2 separate regions of the Mus musculus genome follow, and region 1 is linked to region 2. A link is a contact called in ENCODE POLR2A ChIA-PET data. All regions are on one chromosome and are shown on one strand. Each heading gives the region's core, a stretch centred on a gene start or an enhancer-like site at or near the end of the contact. The rest is flanking DNA. Distances are from core to core; before and after follow the strand shown.

What was found. ChIA-PET counts read pairs that join two places held with the same protein, here RNA polymerase II (POLR2A).
Region 1: POLR2A ChIA-PET joins it to region 2 with 11 read pairs in embryonic stem cell. The contact joins two enhancer-like sites. POLR2A ChIA-PET finds 5 or more read pairs at or near these places in 4 of 5 experiments (Patski and embryonic stem cell).

The regions. Positions count from the first base shown.
Region 1 is chr15:102,175,767-102,179,556 of GRCm38, reverse strand. It overlaps Csad (cysteine sulfinic acid decarboxylase), which reads left to right. Exons shown (of 18, transcript NM_001359126.1): 14 at 1-36; 15 at 397-596; 16 at 725-776; 17 at 941-1,030; 18 at 1,771-2,559. The coding sequence ends at 1,944. Among named protein-coding and RNA genes, the nearest start is that of Zfp740, 26 kb to the left of the region's middle. Within about 2 kb of position 1,840, at least 1 of the 3 ENCODE cell types and tissues checked has a DNase peak (open chromatin) inside an H3K27ac peak, as active enhancers do.
Region 2 is chr15:102,107,401-102,111,354 of GRCm38, reverse strand. It overlaps Tns2 (tensin 2), which reads right to left. Exons shown (of 29, transcript NM_153533.3): 8 at 3,823-3,873; 9 at 3,431-3,553; 10 at 3,280-3,344; 11 at 2,417-2,500; 12 at 1,922-2,034; 13 at 1,782-1,842; 14 at 1,580-1,655; 15 at 755-884; 16 at 611-676; 17 at 371-484; 18 at 1-273. Among named protein-coding and RNA genes, the nearest start is that of Tns2, 6.4 kb to the right of the region's middle. Within about 2 kb of position 2,359, at least 2 of the 3 ENCODE cell types and tissues checked have a DNase peak (open chromatin) inside an H3K27ac peak, as active enhancers do.

The DNA.
Region 1 (3,790 bases), core at 591-3,090, 69 kb before region 2:
CTGCAGTGCTCCGCTCTTCTTCTCCGGGACACCTCGGTGGGTCTGCCCTGGTTCCAGACCCCAGCCTTCCTTTCTCTAGACCCTAGTTTATCTGTCTCACCAGAGAGTTCTGGGCCTTAACGTGCTCCCTTAGCTCTCCCAGCCGAAGCCACACCTCTCTGACCACCCTAACCCCGTGTTGAGCTCCATGTGCCCAGGGAATTGTTTCCATGGGACAGAAAGGATTTCTGTCTTGTTCTTATGGTCGGAGGGATCTGGGGCGGAATTTGGGAAGAGCTCTTGTGTTGGCAGGCAGCTGCCTCAGTGCTGCTAACTCCAGGGAGGAGAGAGGAGACTGAGCTGAGACCCTGCTGCGTAGCGCCTCAGGACGACCTGCTGATAGCTTCCTCCCCACAGAACCTGCTCAAGCGCTGCCATGGATCCCAGGCCAGCTACCTCTTCCAGCAAGACAAGTTCTACGATGTGGCTCTGGACACCGGAGACAAAGTGGTGCAGTGTGGCCGCCGCGTGGACTGTCTGAAGCTATGGCTCATGTGGAAGGCACAGGGTGGGCAGGGGTTGGAGCGGCGCATCGACCAGGCCTTTGCTCTCACCCGGTAAGCATGAAGGACCCAGATCGCCTTCTCTTCCACTCTCCATGGCCTTCCTGGGGCCTCTGTAGGCCTCCCCCGCCTCCCTGTTGCCTCCTTTCCCCCATGTGTGCTTTCTTACCCTTTCCCCCCAGGTACTTGGTGGAGGAGATTAAAAAGCGGGAAGGATTTGAGTTGGTAATGGAGGTAGGACTCCTGGCTCCTTTGAATGCCTCTCCCAGCCCCCACCTTGTTCCAGACATGAAGCCTCATAAAGGACCAGGAGCAAAGACAGGGAAACAACCCCTTCTTTCCTTCCTTCCTCCCTCCCTTCCTTCCCCAACTCATGCCTCCCTCATCCCTCCCCTCAGCCCGAGTTCGTCAACGTGTGCTTCTGGTTTGTGCCTCCCAGCCTTCGGGGGAAGAAGGAGAGTCCAGATTACAGCCAAAGGCTGTCTCAGGTAGTCTAGTCTTTGCCCTCTGGTAACCCAGTTCCAGGAACTAAGCAGCAGGTATGTTTCTGCCCTCTGCTGGCTCTGCCTGGTATTGCATATTCCTGCCTATTGAGATGGCAGGCACCTCCTTACCCTCATTTTTAATGGGGGGCAGGTAGGGAGAAAAATATATTTCTGGAAAGAAAGGAAACAGAGATGGGGTTACCAGAGGAAGTCACCAGCGTGCACCACGCAGATGTCTGTGCTGGAACTAAGGCCAAAGACAGATCAGGAATAGCTCATCATCCCAGATAGGCTTGCAGAGGCAGGGGGATATGTTATATCCTTACTCCTAAGAATGGGTTAGTGCTGGCAGCCTCAGTAACCTGCAGGAACATCAACGCCCTGCCCTCCTGGGGCTGTCACTGCAGAGGTGGTGTCCCCTGTGTACACTTGTGTTCAAGGCGGCTTGGTAAGTTACCTCTAGATTACATGGCACAGCTCAGAAATATGCCGGGAACTAAGGGGGGGAGAAGGTATTGAGGCTGGGAGTAGCAGTGCTGAATATCAGAGACAGGTCTGGCTCGGTGGTTCCCAGCTCCAACTTTCCTAGAGAGAGGAGACAGAGGAAGAAAGCAGGGTTCGGAGAAGGCCACTCAGGTTACATGTGGTGGGAAAGGAGTGTGAGCAGTGAGTGTGCCGCAGAGGTGTGGGGACGGCGCAGGGAGCTGGGCCGGCTGCTTCAGCTCTCCCTCTGCTACCCACAGGTGGCCCCTGTGCTCAAGGAGCGCATGGTGAAGAAGGGGACCATGATGATTGGCTACCAGCCCCATGGGACCCGGGCCAACTTCTTCCGAATGGTGGTGGCCAACCCCATACTGGCCCAGGCCGATATAGATTTCCTTCTGGGCGAGCTGGAGCTCCTGGGCCAGGACCTGTGAGCTGCTTCTGCTCTCTGCCCCACCCAAGCTCTGCGTAGTCTCCTGGGTTCTCAAAATCGACCTTTCTAGGAAACAGTGGCCTTGACTGTGTGTGCTCCCACACACTCACTCTCCCAGCTAAGTATTGGCTGTCAGGAAGGTGTCTAAACACACTACAGTATGTTCTTACGAAATATGCTTTTATTAAGTTGGGCACAGGGGCACACACCTTTACTACCAGCATTGGGGGGACAGAAGCAGCCAGTTTGAGGCCAGCCTGGACTACAGAGCTGGGCTACACAGAGAAACTGTCTCAAAAAGAAAAAAAGAAAAGAAAAAAAGAAATATTTTTCATTAAAATTATGTTTATAAAGAATTTTTATTAATATGAGAGAAATGGTACAATGTATTGAAAAGCTGGATATGAGTTTATGAATCACAGTATCTGAGTTAGGCTAAAAATCACATAGGAAAAGGCTGTCGGTGGAACTGTGCCAAAGGTCAGCAGTTTTCCCTGGAACGGGATATTAGGTTATTCCCAAATCAACCTCTCAGACCTTTTGTGCTTCCCCATTTTATTGTGTAACAACATCACATACTTCTGAAATAGGACAATAAAGCTGCGGTTTCCATTATATTTTGGTATGTTTTAAAGCTTTATTTCTAACTAAACAATAGAGAACTTGAAGCAAGCAAACAGAAAGTACATGAGAGATATCGTCTCTACTCAGAATCGTAGTGGGAGAGACGCCTCAGGGTGGGGTCAGTCATATGTAATAGCACCTTGGGATATCAGAAACAAAACAGGCAGGCATGGCACCTTTAAACCCAGCACTGAGAGGCAGAGGCAGATAAACCTCTGTGAGGTCCAGCCAGCCAGAGCCACACAGCGAGACCTAGTAAGAAGGAAGGAGGAAGGAAGACAGGCCCAGATTTTATCTGGAAATAAGAACCCCATCTTCTTACCTCCCCTAGTGTTTTGAAACTGTCTCACTCTGTAGCTCAAGCTATCCTTAACTCACTGTGTAGCCCAGGCTAACTAGCTTCATACCTTCTCCTGCCTCAGTAGCTTCCTGAATGCTGTGATTCCAGGTACGAGCACCATATCTCAGCCCGCCTGCCTGTCTGCCTGTCTGTCTGTCTGTCTGTCTATGTTTTGTTTGTTTTGAGCTAGCTATATACTTCTGACCCTCCTGCCTTCACCTCTCCTGGGATTACAGGCACACGTCACTACATCAGGTTTATTGTTTTGTGTTTTTTTTGAGGCAAGGCCTCACCTAACCTATGCTGGCCTTGAACTCCTGATCCTCCTGCATTCCACATGAGTGCCATTTTTTGCTGCTATGCCCGGCCCTGCTACTTGTAAAAATCCTCATTAAAACAAAACAAGCAAACAAAAAAGAGCCAGGGTTGTAGCCTGCTCAAAACTAAGGCAACTAGACTGCTAGGCAAACGCTTTGCACAGAGCCCTTATGGGCTGAGGGGTACTTCAGTGGTAAAGTGCTTGCCGTGCTTGCCTTTACCACTGTTCAAGAGGCTCCCAGTTGAGGCTTCTGCTGTGCTTCTCGGCCCAGATCCGTGCTCCACCTGAGGACCTGCAGTGCCCCAAGAACACCGGGCAGTTGTGTTCTCCAGCCTCCCTTTAGAGGCGGCCACTCCTGCAGGTGACCTTCACAGCTCTGTCCTCAGATGATCCGGTTTCAGCCTCCAGGACATGCTGCGCTCTTGCATCTCTCAGCCACCCAAAAGCCTCAGGGCGACAGAGACTGAGGCAGAGCCGCCTGGGCCTCTGAGCCGAGATAGAACACGGTGATGATCTCTAGACTGGAATTTTCCGCATAGTACGGGGATTTAGCCTGATGGCTCA
Region 2 (3,954 bases), core at 1,110-3,609:
CTCGCCCAGCACCACGGCCCGCACTGGCCACTCCACAACCTCCCAGCAGACGATCCAGCTCCTGTCTTTCAGCAGCAGTTGGGGGCGGCCGGCCGGGGGATTCTGCTGTGTGTTCTGTGGTTAGCGTGGATGAGTGGCCAGAGTCGCTGCTGACAGAGAGCATCGGGGGTGGGGGAAGCTCTGGAGAAGGTGCTGGTGGTGTCTGGCGGGGGACCCGCTGCACCTGGGCATAAGGACTGCCATCCAGGGGGCCCCTTGTGTGGGCCAAGGCGCCTGAGCAGAGAAGAATTTGTGAGTGGGGACAGTGCTGACTCAGCGTGCCTCTCCCCACAAGCCGCACAGCTCCCACCTGCCCCACCACCCCACACACCGTCCACGCTATCCTCATGGTGCTGATTGAAGTTTTCATAGGAGTCCCAGCGTACAGCAGGCTCTGTCGTGTTGTAATCCACGGAGACAGAGGGATCATTCCGTGGGGTGTTGCCTGTGGAAGGCCACCGGGGCACTGAGTAGGGGACTGCCCTTCCCCCACCCCAAGCCTTCAACACCTCGCCCCTCCAGCTCCTGCACCTTCAACACTCCGTCCACTCTTACCAGCTCCCACTCTTACCTTTGACCTTCTCAGGGCTGGAGGAGAAAACAAACTCCACTGAGGCTTGGAAAGGAAACCGCTCATCTGTGGAGGTGGTGGAGGTGAGGAGCCACGCCCCGCTGGCGTCCCCTTCCCTACCCACTTCACTGGCCTCTGACTTACCAGCCCAGGCCTCATCTAGTTGGTCCTTTGGGAAGGTGAGCCGTGATCCATGAATGGTGCATGTGTGGAACTGAACTCGGAACACGAGGGTCCGGTCTGTCCCCTGGCCACCCTTGTGGTAGCAGGTTACCTGAGGGAGGGCAGGAGGCTGGGGTCAGGCCATCACATCCATTTTGTCTTACCTACACCTTTGCTCCAAGGGCCACCTGGGCCACTGCTTCTGTCATGCCCCAACCTCAACATGAACTCTCTTGGGATAGTATGGGTAGGGTTCCCTTTTGGCCCAGGGAGTGACACTATTTGAAGGTATGGTCTTGTTGGAGTAGGTGTGTCACTGTGGGCATGGGCTTTAAGACCCTACTCCTAGCTTCCTGGAAGGGAGTCTTCTACTAGCAGCCTTCAGATGCTCCCACCTTGATGATAACGGACTGAACCTCTGAACCTGTAAGCCAGCCCCTATTAAATGTCCTTATGAGAGTTGCCTTGGGGGCTGGAGAGATGGCTCAGCAGTTAAGGGCACTGACTGTTCTTCCGAAGGTCCTGAGTTCAAATCCCAGCAACCACATGATGGCGCTTACAACCATCCATAATGACATCTGACGCCCTCTACTGGTGTGTCTGAAGACAGCTACAGTGTACTTACTTATAAATAATAAATACATCTTAAAAAAAAAAAAGGAGTTGCCTTGGTCATGGCATCTGTTCACAGCCGTAAAACCCTAAGACACAGGCCTTGTCAGCTGACTATCTGGCTAGAAGCCCCCCACCCCCGTTGCAGTCTGCATCCTCAGGATTCCCCTCAGTGTTACAACCCTCGCCCCTCACCATGACGTCGCCTTTGAGGAGAAGGGCTGGCTCCAGGCTGATACAAAGTTGCTGAGGCCCTGGACCTGCTATGCGGCTGTGGGTAGAGAGAAAGGCAGAATAGTCAGAGGCATCCAGGGAGGGCACAGAGGTAGCTAGACATAGTCAGCCTCTCTGGCTGGGCAATCAGGCAGATGTCAGGGCCTGGGAGCAGGGCACTCACTAGACTCCAGATGTGTAGACCAGCTGCATAGACTGGTAGATCTTGAGGAAGGGCTGGAAGCCTGGAGGGGTGGAAGAGGCCATGAGAGGTGTGGGGTAGTAGGTGGCTATCCTCACGGAATACATCCCGGGGTGACTCACCTGTGTTGGGCTCAAAGGCTGGCAGCACAGGAACAAACACATAGTGCAGGAAGAGTGGGCTGCTGTTCATTCTGATGGAGCCAGACAGCAGTCCGCTGAAGTAGCTGACATAGCTGGCGGGGGAAGTGCCAAGAAAGCATCAGCGTCTTCCTCTAGAGGGCGCCTCACACCAACTCAGCAGCTCTTGGGAGACCTAGACTGCTCTTTTAATCTTATGCTTCAAGGGGGCAAGCCCTGCTCATCCTGTGGAGTCTTTCTTACAAGCCTCTGCTTTATTCTCTTCACAGACCTTATCGCCAGCCAGAACGATCTAGTCTGTTTACGCATGGCTTCTTGCCTTCTACTCTACTAACATATAAATGCCAGGAGAACCTGATCTTGTTTGTTCTGATTTCCCAGAATCTGGCACAGGGCCTGGCTCTGCTCCCGTGCACTGTGGGATTCAGGTGTGCTGCCCGAACAGGAGAGTCAGCCCTTCCCCACTGGGGTGCTCACCGGCGCTGGGAGGGCTGCAGTTCCGTGGCCACCTTGTCCTCACAGAATTTCCTCATGGTGAGGGTTGCCAGCGCCTGGTCTGCCCTGGGGAGAGCAGGGCAGGTCGGGGGTTAGGAACCAGTCCTATTCTGGCCTTCTATACCTAAACCCCAGGGAAGGAGGAATCATGAGATCCTCTGTACAGAGGAACTCCCAGTGGTGGTGAGGAGAGCCAGAGGCCCTACAGCATAGTCAGTTTCCCGGTTGTTGGGCCTAGGGCAACTGTCCCCTGAACCTGGCTTTCCTCGCTTGTCAAAGGGGGCAGTTAGACAACCTGATGGATTGAACTGTGTCCCTCCCCCGGAGAAATGTACCTCAAATGTGACCTTATTTAGAAATAGGGTCTTTGCAGATGTGGTTAGATAGGTTAAGATGAGATCATACAGGAGCAAGGTGGGTCCTTAATTAGGGCGATTGGTCCTTAGAAGAGGAGAGACAGAAATAGACGCACAAAGAGAACACCATGTGATGACGGAGGCAGAGGTTGGAGGGAGGCTGCTGCCAGCCAAGAACTGTCAGGCACCACCAGAAGCTGGAAAGAGGCAAGGAAGGAGTCTGCCTAGAGTCCCAGAGACAGCGTGGCCCCACTGACACTTGACTTTCAACACCTTAGAACTGTAAGACAACTGAGATATATCATTTTAAGCCAATCTACGATGGCAGTTTGCTGACAGCCCTAAGAAACTAGCCCAGCTCCTCTGTTGTGGAGTGCTGGGCCCACTAGTGGAGAGAGGTGGTACCGCACCAAGTTTATAGTCTGACTAAAGAGAGAAAAGCTCAGACAGGGACAGATGAGGAAAGGCCACTGAGGCAGGGCAACTCACCCTGCAGAGATCTTGCTGTAGTGCATATAAGCAGAGACGATGACCCCAAGCTTGCCTTTGCTCCCCTACGGGATAAAGAGACAGAGCTGGGGAACCTGCGACATTTAGGCTGAGGTTGCCCTAGCGCTGTGACCCCAAGGTCCCAGCTCACCTTGCAGTACAACACAACCACGTGCTGAGGGTCGGCACTGAGCCACGTCTCCATGGCTTTGCAGATGGAACACAACTTGTCCAGAGGTGGGGCATGTAGTTCAGGCCAACCAAAGTCTTGCACCTGGGGAAGTAAAAGGGTACAACTCTGCATATATATATATATATATATGTGTGTGTGTGTGTGTGTGACAGGAACATGGATATGGATACAATACAGGGACCTGGGGCAAAGGTGGGCACTTAGTAGTAGTCCACAATAGCTTGGAAATTTTCCGCCATACTGTGGGGTGATATCCCCTGCACCATGTTTTTAGGTATCTTAAGTGGTATGAGAAAGGTGGATGTCAATTGCTACTACCAGTAACGAGCCTTTTCACATTTCCCTCCTACCTTGGGGTTCAGGCGGGTGAGGTCATGCCGTTTCTCTGAAAGGTTGAAGAGCTGAAATAAAGCAGCGTTAGATGAGGGTGACTTCAGACACAGGTGCTGGAGGTGGACCCTCAGTGAGCATCTTGCTCTAAA